Linked DNA regions of Homo sapiens: all the other regions are linked to region 1. A link is an interaction called in ENCODE POLR2A ChIA-PET data of the cell type or tissue named here. Cell type or tissue: PC-9. All regions are shown on one strand. Links, peaks and the distances in the headings refer to the core of each region. The heading gives the core; the rest is flanking DNA.

Region 1 (4,508 bases), core at 679-3,178:
TGCTTTATAAAAGCAAACTCCAGTCTTTCTGACTACTTGAATGTCTGTCTGTACCACATCTGCAGCTACACTGGCAACATGCTGTCTTCTCTCCCACTAGCAACTCTTCTCAAAAACTAATTCTCCAGATGATAACAGATTTTGAGATAACAAATCTAAATCCAACAGGTTTTACTATTGGCACCCATTCCCCTTCGTCCAATGTGGTCATAGACTGAAACTTGTCAATCATTGCAATAATAGCCAATAAAACACCAACATGTCATTGCAATTTATATTATTGTCTTACAAATTCTGCTAAACGTAGTGATAGTTCTTTCAGCACTGGATAGTTACCACTTAGATTAGTTGACTTTTTGACTAATCAGGCTACTATCCTATCTTTCATTTAGCTTTACTATGGTAACATTTGCTTGCTTTCTCTACCATTTGTAACATAGACAACACAAGTTTAGCCTTCACATTACAAAAGAAAACTTGAATAAATCCATGCTGTATATTCTTTTGTACAACTTCTACTAATAGATCCAGGAGAGAAATATCTCCAGTTTGGCTCATGCCTGTAATCCCAGCACTTTGGGAGGCCAAGGCAGGCGGATCTCGAGGTCAGGAGATCGAGACCATCCTGGCTAACACGGTGAAACCCCGTCTCTACTAAAAATACAAAAAATTAGCCAGGCACGGTGGCTGGCGCCTGTAGTCCCAGCTACTCAGGAGGCTGAGGCAGGAGAATGGCATGAACCCGGGAGGCGGAGCTTGCAGTGAGCCGAGATCGCACCACTGCACTCCGGCCTGGGCAAAAGAGAGAGACTCCGTCTCAAAAAAAAAGAAATATCTCCAGTTACAGCTCTATATAAAATAAGACATTACTTCTTATTTTTCAAAGAAAAATTCATAAGTAGCATATATTCAAATTATAATCATTCAAGCAAGAATGTTAGAAAGCCCTCCCACCCCCATCCTTTGTTAACTAATATGTTAGCAGAGTTCTAAGAGAGGAAGATCATTCCTTTGTGTTTAATCCCGTAACAGAGGGGAAATGGTGGCACCTCTGATAACTTTTGCTACAGATTCTTTATTCTGGCCAGTGCTTACAAATTGATGCATTTAATTTGAACAGTGATAGTTAAGTGGATTTCTAGATGACTCATTTTGTAAACCTTTGGCCATTAGTGTTTCAGCTGGAGTGGGCCATGTGCTGCCTTCCTGCTGACATCAGTGGAAATCTTGAGCCAAGATCAAAGCTACTTTATGCCTCTCTGACCTTTCCTCACAATGCACAGTGGGGCCTGAATTCTCAGATCAGAATTTTCAGATTTGCTCCACTGTGCCCACTGGGGTTACCATTTACAAATAGCTTACGTGTAGATATTCACTGAAGACCCTACGACAGGCCCATTGGAAATCACATCTTAGATTCTGGTTTTCAAGCAGTTTCCTAATCCAGATCCCAAGTTTCAGACGAGGTCGGGCATATTCAGGGTGGTACGGCTGTAGACCAGATCCCAAATTTCAGAAAATCTTATGTACGGTTGCCTCCCTAAGACCTCAGTGAGTAGAGAGAGAACTCTAGCAAGGTGGATTGGTAGTGTTCATTTTGCCCCCAGAAAAACCTGCCATCGGCTGCCTTTACTCTAGAGATACACTTTGAGAATCAACCTGAAGAGAATCCCTTACCTTGATAGTCATGTCTGGGCCGGATGTTTCTGTGGCGTTCGAGGCTGACTCACCTTCCTTTAGCAGCACATTCTCCCACCCGACTCCTGAAAGAAAAAAAAGAAGTGCCATTTGAGCCAAGTCATTCAGCTGACATGGATACACAGTTGTTATTGCTCAGATTACAATCCCATGTGACTTGTAAAGGGAGCTGATGATGACCTATAGCTCTATACCTATCTTGCAGTTACTGGGCTAGGAAAACTTCCTTTCAGAAGTGTAGTCCTGGAGCACTTCTTTTGTTTTTACCTAATCTCCAATTTAGGATCCATTGTCTAAATCCTATATCTTATAGAGAGCTATTCCTAGCCCAGGGTGGAGAAGAGGCTGGGATGAACTCTTCGTCTTCTTCTTTTCATTTTTATTTATTTGTTTGTTTATTTATTTATTTATTGAGACCAAGTTGCACTCTTGTTGCCTAGGCTGGGGTGCAATGGCATGATCTCGGCTCACTGCAACCTCCGCCTCCTGCCTCAGCAATTCTCCTGCCTCAGCCTCCCAAGTAACTGGGATTATGGGATTACAGGCACCCGCCACCACACCTGACTAATTTTTGTATTTTTAGTAGAGATGGGGATTTCACCATGTTGCCCAGGCTGGTCTCGAACTCCTGACCTCCGGTGATCCACCCACCTTGGCCTCCCAGTGTTGGGATTACAGGTGTAAGCCACCCTTCTGTTCTTCTCCACGAACTCTTCTTCTTCTCCAGTTCAGGCCTCATATTGAGACTCATTTGGGGCTTTAAAGTGAATCCCAGAACACAGAAATACACACATCTAATTCAATACCCAATAGATATGACTCCAGATTTTTCTGTGTTCTCAATATATCTACTGGAAATAACTAAGAATGTGTCGTCACTTTTAAAATCTGCCCATGTTCTCTCTCCAAGTCTTTAGAAATGCTAATGTTTCTTTCTTCTAAAGCTACCCGATTGTCTCCAAGAGTGGACATCCGGCAAGACACAAGATTTTGTTTTTTCTAATATCAAAGAAAAGATCAGGGGCCAGTGTGGTGTTTTGAAATATCTTTAAACACAATATAGTAAAATTGTACTAATTCAGATGCAGTTATGTACGTGAATAGAGTTAAAATGATCTACATTGGTGAAAAGTTTGAAGAAATGGCAAGATATATGTGTGTGTGTGTATATATATATATATATATATATATATATATATATATATATATATACATTTTTTTTTTTTTTTTTTTTTTTTTGAGACAGAGGACAGAGTCTCGCTCTGTCGCCCAGGCTGGAATGCAGTGGTGCAATCTTGGCTCAGTGCAACCTCCACCTCCCAGGTTCAAGTGATTCTCTGGCCTCAGCCTCCCAAGTAGCTCAGATTACAGGTATGTGCCACCACACCCAGCTAATTTTTGTATTTTTAGTAGAGACAGGGTTTCACCATGTTGTCCAGGCTGGTCTCGAACTCCTGACCTCACGTGATGTGCCCACTTCAGCCTCCCAAAGTGCTGGGATTACAGGAGTGAGCCACTGTGCCCAACTGGCAAGTGTATATTTTTAAAAACCGTAGGTTTATTGCAAGAATAATCATCTCCTTAAAGGTTAATAAAGCAATATTTGATAGAGTTTTTCAGAGTCTCCTTTAACAAGCAAATACAAATTTTATGATTGGTATAATAACTGTTTAGAAATAAGTGCTCATAACCTAATGTATTAAAAAGATTATTTTCTTAAGGAGGTTAAAATTATCTGTGTAATATTTGTTTACATTATTGATTTTCCTAAAAAAATACTTTTCTCTAAGTATTTAGATAGTTATCTAAGGATAGCTCAAGAACAATATTCATCCCAGAACTGTGTGAATAACCCAAATTCCAAAATTTCAACTGTCTAGCATTATGTTAAATCAGGATTGGCCATCTTTCTTCTGCTCGTCACATAGTAAATATTTTAGGCTTTGAGTTCATAGCATTTCTGTTGCAACTTCTCAATCTGCCCTTGTAGAGTGAAAGCAGCTACAGACAACATAGAAACAAATGAGCATGAGTATGTTCCAATAAAACTTTATTTACAAAAACAGCTAGTTTGTCCCATGAGATGTACTCTACCAGCCTCTGTGCTAAATCAAGAACCCAGAGATGTGTAAGATTGCCATACTCCAGCATTTCTAGTAAGAATCAACTGAACAAAAGGTGATGAATGACTAATAATTACTTGAAATTACATGATGCTTTAAGTAAATTAATACGAAATTAATGAAATTTTAATGTATTAACACTGGTTACTTTTTAAAGTTTACATTCTGGGTCCTTGAGAGCTTCATTTCATAGGATATATGCACAATGAATTACTCAAGACCTGTTTGGCTATAATTCAATTCATGGTGCAAATAGTTGTCCTCTCTGACTAGGTTGCAGGAATTGGGTCAGAGGAGTGTTGTGCCTTGTTCTACACTTTCTTCTCAAGGAATTGCTGCAAGGAGATTGTCAGCTTTATCTTAAATGCAAGTTTATAGAAGAAAAATCTTTGCTCCTACATGAATAGATTATTTCCTTGACATGCTTTGCTTTTAACCGACTAATAACCCCTCCTGCTTTAAGCCACTTTTGATACCTGTTGGATTTGGCTGGCAGAGAGACACAGATGTTGGGCATGATGGACAATCAGATGATACTTCACTTATGTAAGAGTCTGAATTACTGTTCAGCAAATATTCATTCTCCTCCTCTCCTGCTGTGGGAGAAATGATCTTCCCTGTCTCACTGATGTTTGCTTTGGCCAAAGGGATGTTAGAGGGCATAATGCAAGCAAAGGTTTGAAATGG
Region 2 (4,508 bases), core at 1,099-3,598, 240 kb after region 1:
TCAATTAGAGCCAAATGGTTAGAGATCATTCTACATTTATTTTGTTGTGGTAGTATGGACAAATCACATAATAGATTAGAATGACAGTTTCCTTACATTAAGATGGAAATGAAAATATGTGATGTCCAGTCTCATTGGGTTGTCATATCTGATAAGTTTAAATACTGTGTTATTCAGATGTTGGTCCAGAGTGGTAGTCCTGTTAATGACAAAAGTTTTGAAAAGTAGGATTAGGAAGTAGGAGGTAGATATGACACAGAAAAGACAGGAACTCTGAAGACAAGTTGGAATCTCAGCCCTCTCACAGGGATGTTGTAATAAATAAGGTTAACAGATGTAAAAGGCTTGTGATTGGCCATGGTAGGTGCTCTGGAAATGGTAATCTTGATCACTCAACCCAATCATTGCTTCATGAAAAATGCCATGGACCAACTTAAGTGAATGACTTCATTTTATCCACCCTTTTATGTAGGCTTTTTTTTTTTTAAGGGTTGAGCTATCGGTATTCTTAACATTCCTCCCATTAGTCAGTACTTCTCATTTTCCATCTTTTAAACAAGAGGATTCTGCCCTATGTCATTTATTATCTAGAAACACCTTTACTAGACTCTGCTTTTAATGATTCTTAGACATCTACAGTCTTATCTTTTAGTGTGGGTCAATCTAACAATTATAAATAAGAAGGAATTTAAAAATTTAAGAGGAGATAGATTAAATCCTAGGAAAATATGGGAAGAACAGCTTAATTTTTGAGTATTAGGAAGAGAGCTACATGCCTACATATTGAAGGTGCTCTGTGGTAGAAACAATTCTAGGTTTGGCTATGAATTAGCTACAAACTAGAAAGTCTTTGGGAAGGCCAGGTTCTACTCCAGCCTGGTTATCTGATGCCAGTAGACACAGTCAGGTCATTGGTTTCTCAGAGAGCTTAGGGGCCAGTCTGGTTTACCTTAGCACAATGACCACGATGTGCTCCGTCAGCTTGGAATCCCTTTTGGTAGCGTGGCCATCAACACTTTCATTGTTAACCATGTTTCAATAATGCCGTGTACATTCTGCAAGTCAGCACTGCTGACAAGAGAGAAATTTCCTGCGGGGTTGGCAGTGGAGGGATGGTGGCCTGCCTACTAAATCCTGTCCACCCTGCTGGCTGGGGAATGAATAATGAAATTGGGAAAGCCTAGCTTCAGCTCCTACCACCTATGGATGCTGTGCCTGCCTGACACCTTTGGGAATGACAGAGGTCTCAACTGCCCCTTGCACACCCTCCATATATTGACTAAATGGATCCTAGCCAGTCTCAAAAATTGCTCATTACTAATGTGTGACCCTCCCAGCCAGGGCCTCCCGGACAAACTGCCTTTCCCCAAAGCAGCTCATGGTAGAGTGGAATGAACATAAGACAAAGTATCAATCCTAGGTCCTAATCCTAACTCTGCCACTTGCTGTGTGACTTTGTACAAGTCACTTGCCTGCTCTGAACTGAGGTTCTCTATTTGTAAAATGGGAATAGGTTTTCCATCTGTAAACTGGGAACAGGGATAGCTAACTAGTCCCATTAGATTCTTATAAGTTTAAAGTTCGTGAATGAGAAAGTGCTCTGAGAACTACAAATGCTGTGAGAGTGAAGAACTACAGTGAAATAAAATACTTCAAAAGTAGGGCTTAGGGACATGCTGACTGGTTGGTGGGAAGATGTTTAGAAGGTGTTGCAGGCCAGGTGCAGTGACTCATGCCCACAATCCCAGCACTTTGGGAGGCTGAAGTGGGAGGATAGCTTGAGGCCAGGAGTTCAAGACCAGCCTGGGCAACATAGTGAGACCCTACCTCTACAAAAAAAAATTTAAATTAGCCAGGTGTGGCAGCATATGGTTGTAGTCCCACCTACTCAGGAGGCTGAGGCAGGAGGATCATTTAAACCCAGGAGGTCGAGGCTGCAGTGAATCATGATCGTGCCACTGCACTCCAACCTGGATGAGAGAATGAGAACCCCATATCAAAAAAAAAAGACTTTGCAACATTCTTTTTTTTTTGAGATGGAGTCTTGCTCTGTCACCCAGACTGGAGTGCAGTGGCACGATCTTGGCTCACTGCAAGCTCTGCCTTCCAGGTTCACGCCATTCTCCGGCCTTAGCCTCCCAAGTAGCTAGGACTACAGGCGCCCGCCACCACACCCGGCTAATTTTTTGTCTTTTTAGTAGAGATGGGGTTTCACCGTGTTAGCCAGGATGGTCTCCATCTCCTGACCTCGTGATCCGCCCGCTTCGGCCTCCCAAAGTGCTGGGATTACAGGCATGAACCACTACACCCGGCCCGACCTTGCAACATTCTATAGCCACTGTAGACTCAGTGCACCGGGAGAAAAGGTTGTGCTAACACATAAGATAAAATATGCTTTCAAGTTTTTGGAAGGGTTTCTAAGATGATCAAGCCAGTAAATGAAAATGCCAGCACCACCTGGGGCTCTCATTCACTCCTTGATGTTTCTCAGTCACTCCAGTGATTTCCCCTTCATGGGGTTTGAAGACCAACAGCCCCACATTCTGATCTACATATCTAATTAGCTTAAATACACGCAGAAAAGAGTGTAGCAGTCAGAGGATGAGATGGGAGAAACAGAGATAAGCAGAAGAGAAGGAAACAGAAAAACTTGGATCTTTTGTCAGTTGTGTGTGTGTGCCAAACCTATATTTGAATGCTGTTTGGTCTGTGTTTACTTTAATGTGTTCTTCTTTCTGCATTCATTCAGAGCTAAATTTATCCCACTAGAGAAGGCATACTTGGGGAGGTGGGGGTGGAAAAAGAACAGACACAAAGGCGGCTGCTTGACTGGGAGCCAGGAGCCTTGTGGAGTTCCCTGGAAGAAGACGGTGGTAGCCAGCACATGGAAGGTAGCCACTCCAGAGGCTCTGTGAGGACTCTGTGCAGACTTCACAAGGGAAGGTGTTTCCACAGGAGCCTCTGCGCCCTTCGCTTTTGAGAAGGAAGTGACCAGGAACAAGACTTTAGAACTTGTAAATTAGAAAAAGCAGTTCTATAACTCCCATGAGCTCCCAAATCTGGCCCAACCCTTCAGGAAATGAAGACTCAGCAGCTCTCTGGCCTCCCCAGGGAAAACAGTGTCTGTCCCCACGGAAAGAAGAAGGGCAGCTGGCAGGGCCACTTCTGCTGCAAAGGTGATCTTGCTTTCTATTGGAGGGTCATGCCAGTTGTTTATCTGCTGCGGTAATGCCTCTGGGGTGGGAGGGGAGGAGAGGGAGGTTGTTGCATTCCACCTTCTGGGTCGGATTAAGTATTGTGCCCCTAAAACTGGAGGTAGGATCATTAATGCTCCCTGGGCTGCGACCCAGGTGCCTCCTGTTGGTCCTTCATGATTTTCTTTCTTCCCACTCAGTTATCATCTTTCCTCCTCTAATGCCTTACTTCTCACTCCCCCAGAGTGAGCCCTTCTTACACTATTTTCTGTCAGTGGACAAGTCATTGAAATTGAGATAGCTTTTCCTGCGATCAGAGAGTTCTCTGTTAGAATTGAAGACCTTTCTGTAGAACAGGTAGTCAATTTCCATCTGGGACTCTGTCCATCATTATGAAACTTCCCTTCATTGATTTGGGGGAAGGGAGATTTCTAGGATTCTGGGATGGTTCTCCTTTGTTTTAGGCTCAGATAAGTCACCACAGCATCTTGCCAGAGTTTTACCCTGTATTTGGTGTCTAGTACCCTCCACTCCTCCCCAGAGAACTTGACACCTTCTTCATCTGTTCGTCCCATTCCAAATTTGGTGCTTTCTCATACCATGAGCTATGCTTGGAATGCAGCTCCCCCTCCTTCTTCTAACTTTCCAAGTCCCTTCTTGTTAACTTCACAGAGTTCCAGAAATCCCACCCCCTCTTGGTATGCTTGTCAGTCCCTTTGGGAAGGAAAAGGGGTTATCCCTCCTAATTCCAAACATAGCATGACTTGCAAATTGAATGCTCAACTTGCCACTCTTTCAGTTAATTCTAAAAATTATAAAGTCACAGCCTCGAAGGAGCTCTTGTCAGATTAATTGGTGTCCCATAAGCCACCATGATCATTGTTTGCATGTGATGAAGCTACTTAAGTTGGGAGGAAGCATAGATTGGACAAACCTGACCTTATCTTCCAGTTCTTACCACTTAATGACCTTGAGAATTGTACTTGACTTCTCTGAGTTTAAGCTATGCTGTCTGTAAAATGGGAAATACAATAGTATTCATTTCATAAGATTATTGTGACAAACAAATGAGATAATGTATACAAAGCTCCTGGCATATTGCAGATGCTCAATGAATTCTATTTTCTAATTATGAGCATAATCTTATCTGTTGACACCTGTATCCTTCTGGATGTTGACACCTATATCCTTCTAGATGTGTTTCTACATGCCTGTGTTCCAGTAAAAACTCCTGAGTGGCATGTTCAGCCCAGCACCAGTTGTGCCCAAGTGTACCCAAGATGGCCCTTCAGACTAGACCAGCATTTGCTCATG
Region 3 (4,508 bases), core at 1,099-3,598, 61 kb before region 1:
TAAGCTGTGTGTCCTCATGCCTCACTGTATACCAGAAAGATACACTCGCTTCCTATCAGATGAAATGTTGACCATAACCAGGAGATTTTTGAGGTACTTCATCAAATCATACAAAAGGGAAATAATATTTCTTGGCAGGCTAATAGGGAATAATCACTGAGGGAAGCAAAGTACTGATTTTAAAAGAAAACATCCTTATTCAGCCAAGGTTGAACGGCCCAGGGCGATATTTCAAATTAACTACACACGTTTCCTAAAATTAGTTGTCATAAGCAGTTGCTATTGTTGGACACCTTTGCCGACAAAGATCAGCTAAATGTATTTCAGCCTGAAAGCCAGGAGGCCACCACTGCCATTTTCCACACCATGAGAAATGTTCTTGGAGCAAACACTCCATGTGTATCACCAGCTGATTCTTTTCTAGATTACAAAGGGAGGTTGTTTACTTTTAAAGAACAAATTATTCAGCCATTACTGTTAATTATTTGAGTCAACAGTAGTACAAGAGTGCAAGTGAAATAGCTTCCTAATTAAAACAAAAGCTGTCTAAATTCTCCAGAGTTTTTATTGGAAATTACCCTCAGTGCAAGAGAATGAAAATAAAATAACAAACTGATACACGACAAACACTAAGAATATCTGAAAATATGTTTAAACCTACATTTGGGGCTAAATGCTCTTTTCCCGATCTGCTTTTAATGTCCTTTCAGAACAATGTGAAACAAAAACAAAACTTAAAAATTCATAAGTGCTAAAATAAAACAGTTATTTAAAAATAGATAAGAATACATAAATTCAGAAAAATTCACCATAGGAAAATATAGACAGAGAAGCTTTCCTGTATTCAGCAAACAGTGACCAAATACCTACTACATGCCAGACTCAAGGTTCTGGAGTGTTCTTCACTATGTCTAAGAACTCAAAAGAAGGTTGTCATGTAACTAATATAATGAAATGCATGTGCCCCCTGCCAGAATACACCCTGTCTAAATCAGGGGTTGATAAAGACAGCCCATGTGCCAAATCTGGTCGCCGCTGGTTCTAGTAAATAGTTTTATTATAACACAGCCACGCCTATTCATTTACATATTGTCTAAGGCTGTTTTCAAGTTTGAGCAGCAAAGTTGAGAAATGTAGTTATAACAGAGACCATATGGCCTGCAAGGCCTACAGTATTTTCTTTCTTTCTTTTTTTTTTTTTTTGAGACTGAGTCTCACTCTGTCACCCAGGCTGGAGTGCAGTAGCGCGATCTCGGCTCACTGAAACCTCTGCCTCCTGGGTTCAAGCGATTCTCCTGTCTCAGCCTCCTGAGTAGCTAGGATTACAGGCGTACACCACCACGCCCAGCTAATTTTTGTATTTTTAGTAGAGACAGCGTTTCACCATGTTGGTCAGGCTGGTCTCGAACTCCTGACCTCGTGATCCGACCACCTCGGCCTCCCAAAGTGCTGGGATTACAGGCGTGAGCCACTGCACTCGGCTAAGACCTACAATATTTTCTGTCTGGCCCTTTGCAGAAAACATTTGCTAATGCCTATTCTAAATCAAGATGTATCTGTAGGAGAACCACTGGGTTTATTCAAAATTTGCCCAAACAGCATTGGACTTCCAGGTAACGAGTTATGGAACAGTCACTGGATATCCTGAAGAGAGAGCCCTGACCCGCTGACCCATGAGTCAGAGACGTGAGATTAATGCCCAGCCTCACCGTTTACCTGACACATGGCTTTGTTAGTTCATATAACCCGCTTTCTGTCTAAGGTTTCTCATCTGTCAAATGGGAGAACTTGCCCACGTCACAAGATGTTAAAGTGTTTTGCTCACTGTCAATGTACAACCTCGAAATGAATGTACTATTATAGTAATTATGAAAGCTATCACTGAATGTGTACTTGCAATGTGCCAAGTAACATGCTAAAGGCTTCCTATTTGTTATTGTATTTCATCCACATCTAATAGGGTATCGCCCTATTAGAGGAGTACGACTACAGTCTTCCTTTTACAGATAAAGGAACCAAGGCTCAGAGAGGTTAAGGGATTTGCTTGTTGTCACACAGCAAGTAGTTAAGCTGAGAATCACACCCAGGATTGTCAGGCTCCAGAGCTTATGCTATGAGCTATGGAGAACATTGATTCCAAAACTCTGACTCACTGAGTGGTATCCACCAAATCTATCCACTTCACTGAATAAAAGGCCTACTGGAATTGTTTGAGACAAACGCCGGTCCTGGGCCTACCACAGGGGTGGTATACATTGCGTGACAGCCTCCTTCATGTGCTACAGGTTATGAATTGCCCACGAAATAAACATTAAAGCTCTATCCATACAGGCAAGTGAAAGGGAGCCCCAAGCAGTGATACTGTAATGTTACCTTGACAGATGCCAGGATCAATTTCAAATGAATAAGTAACCCATAAAAAGTGGCTCAACACACAAAACTCGGAGGTGGCCTTGTCTAGCTGGTCTTCCATATGCATCTAAACATCATGTGTGCATGATTTGGGACCCTATATTTTTACTTAATAAAGCACATCTGACCAAAATATTACAGATAACTGAAAAATAATAACATAGGATATATTCTGTAAGTTTTTATTTTATACTCCTGTGTTTCAAAAATGAAGTTTCATTTGGCAACTAGTGAGATTTTATTCTTGCCAGTTTCATCCTTTTGAAAAGCATCCTTTTGGAGGTATATATACCTATATATATATATATATATGTAGAATATATATGATATACCTATATATCCTCAGGAGCCTATATACCTATGCTAGTTTACCCAGTATTTTATTTCCAGGATTCTATCAGAGAGAAAATAACCAGGGATGTTTATAAAACATAAATACAAGGATGTTCACTGCAGCCTTATTTATGAAGATAAACACTAGAAACCATCAAATCACCAACATAAAGCATTTATCTAGGTAAAATTCGGTGGAATATTTTATAGCTATTAAGGACCACGTGTAGAAACCAGACTAATTCACATGGAAGGAAAAATATTCTTTACAAATGTCAATGTCATGAAAGACAAAGAAAAAGGACTGATGAGCTTTATCAGATTAGAGGGTGATAAAGAGACAATATCAAAATACAAAGTGTGATCCAGGATTGGATCCTGGTGTTGGGGTAAAAAAATGCTAGAGGTCACTTTGCAAAAACTGGCAAATTTTGAAAAACCAAGTTTATATTAGGTAATAGTATTGTATCAATGTCAAATTTCCTGAATTTTTTTAACACTTTTGAGACTATATAAAGTAATATAAAGGGGCATGATATCTGCAACTTATTTTTAGAAGGTTCAGAAAAAAATATTAAAAATTATGCATCTGTATATAATATAGACATATATAAATTATATAACATGTCAAATATGAGAAATGTTAACAATTAGTGAAGAGAAAACAAAAATTCTTTGTACTACTCTTGCAACTCTTTTCTAAGTTTAAAATTATTTTAAAATAAAAAGGTAAAATATCTGAAATTTTGCTACATGGGAAAATGCTTATGCTAAAGTGAGTAAAAACATTAGGATCCAAAAGTCCATTGTAGAATAATGTTACAAGCATAGGGGCAGCTTTTACAGGAGCGACTATAGAGGTTAAAAAAAAAGAAAGAAAGAAAAAAAGAGAATGAGGGCAGTTTAAAATATACATATTAGGAGGAAATAAGTCTAAATGTTACCAGTGGCACGTCATTTCTGAGTGGTAAGATTTGGATTGAGTTTTCTTTTCTTCTTTTTATAGTTTTTTATGTCTACATTTCTATAATAAGCATGCATTATTTTTATAATTAGGAAAAATGAAATATTAGAGGGAAATTATATGTTTTTATGAATTACATAAACATCTGATTCAGTTTTCAAACAATTTTATGTACTAGCTTGATAGTGGAATTTGAAGATAAGGCATCTAAACCCTAGATAAAATCCTGTTTACAGCAGCAATACCAAATTGGTAAATTTTACAACAAATTAGAAATTATTTTCCATTCAAGCCTTAGAAGAGTAGGGATGAACTACAGGTAAAAGAGTAGGGGTGAACTACAGGTCTGGTGCATGAAACAGCTGGCACACCGACATTCGGCCAGAATTTTTTCAAGATTGTCAATTGACAACAAAAATAAATTGTGCCCGCATTCAAGACACATTCTTCTAATTCATCTCTTACAGTGACTTTTTTTTTTCTTTTTCTTTTTCTTTTTTTTCTTGAGATGGAGTCTCACTCTGTCGCTCAGGCTGGAGTGCAGTGGCACAATCTTGGCTCACTGCAACATCTGCCTCCTGGGTTCAAGAGATTCTCCTGTCTCAGCCTCCCAAGTAGCTGGGATTACAGGCACACGCCACCACACCCAGCTAGTTTTTGTATTTCTAGTAGAGACGGGGTTTCACCATGTTGGCCAGGCTGGTCTCGAACTCTTGACCTCAGGTGATCCACCTGCCTCAGCCTCCCAATGTGCTGGGATTACGGGCGTGAACCACCACACCCAGCCTATGGTGACTTT

What was found. Peaks named below come from ENCODE experiments on the same cell type or tissue, not always from the same donor. Only the 100,000 strongest peaks of a DNase experiment are listed, where the experiment ranks them.
Region 2: POLR2A ChIA-PET joins it to region 1 with 6 read pairs; 2 of 35 experiments call an interaction of 5 or more read pairs at or near these places.
Region 3: POLR2A ChIA-PET joins it to region 1 with 5 read pairs; 2 of 35 experiments call an interaction of 5 or more read pairs at or near these places.

Annotation. Positions count from the first base shown.
Region 1 is chr9:110,013,209-110,017,716 of GRCh38, reverse strand. PALM2AKAP2 (PALM2 and AKAP2 fusion) reads right to left here. Exons shown (of 11, transcript NM_007203.5): 7 at 1,678-1,763. Among named protein-coding and RNA genes, the nearest start is that of C9orf152, 190 kb to the left of the region's middle. In PC-9, for the core only: no CTCF peak of the experiment used is centred there; a DNase peak (open chromatin) is centred at 1,786; H3K27ac peaks cover 1,411 bases.
Region 2 is chr9:109,770,643-109,775,150 of GRCh38, reverse strand. It overlaps PALM2AKAP2-AS1 (PALM2AKAP2 antisense RNA 1), which reads left to right and starts at 2,880. Exons shown (of 3, transcript NR_171891.1): 1 at 2,880-3,176. It also overlaps a transcript of PALM2AKAP2 not described here. In PC-9, for the core only: no CTCF peak of the experiment used is centred there; no DNase peak of the experiment used is centred there.
Region 3 is chr9:110,074,709-110,079,216 of GRCh38, reverse strand. The region is part of intron 7 of PALM2AKAP2 (PALM2 and AKAP2 fusion); the gene reads right to left. Among named protein-coding and RNA genes, the nearest start is that of C9orf152, 130 kb to the left of the region's middle. In PC-9, for the core only: no CTCF peak of the experiment used is centred there; a DNase peak (open chromatin) is centred at 2,166.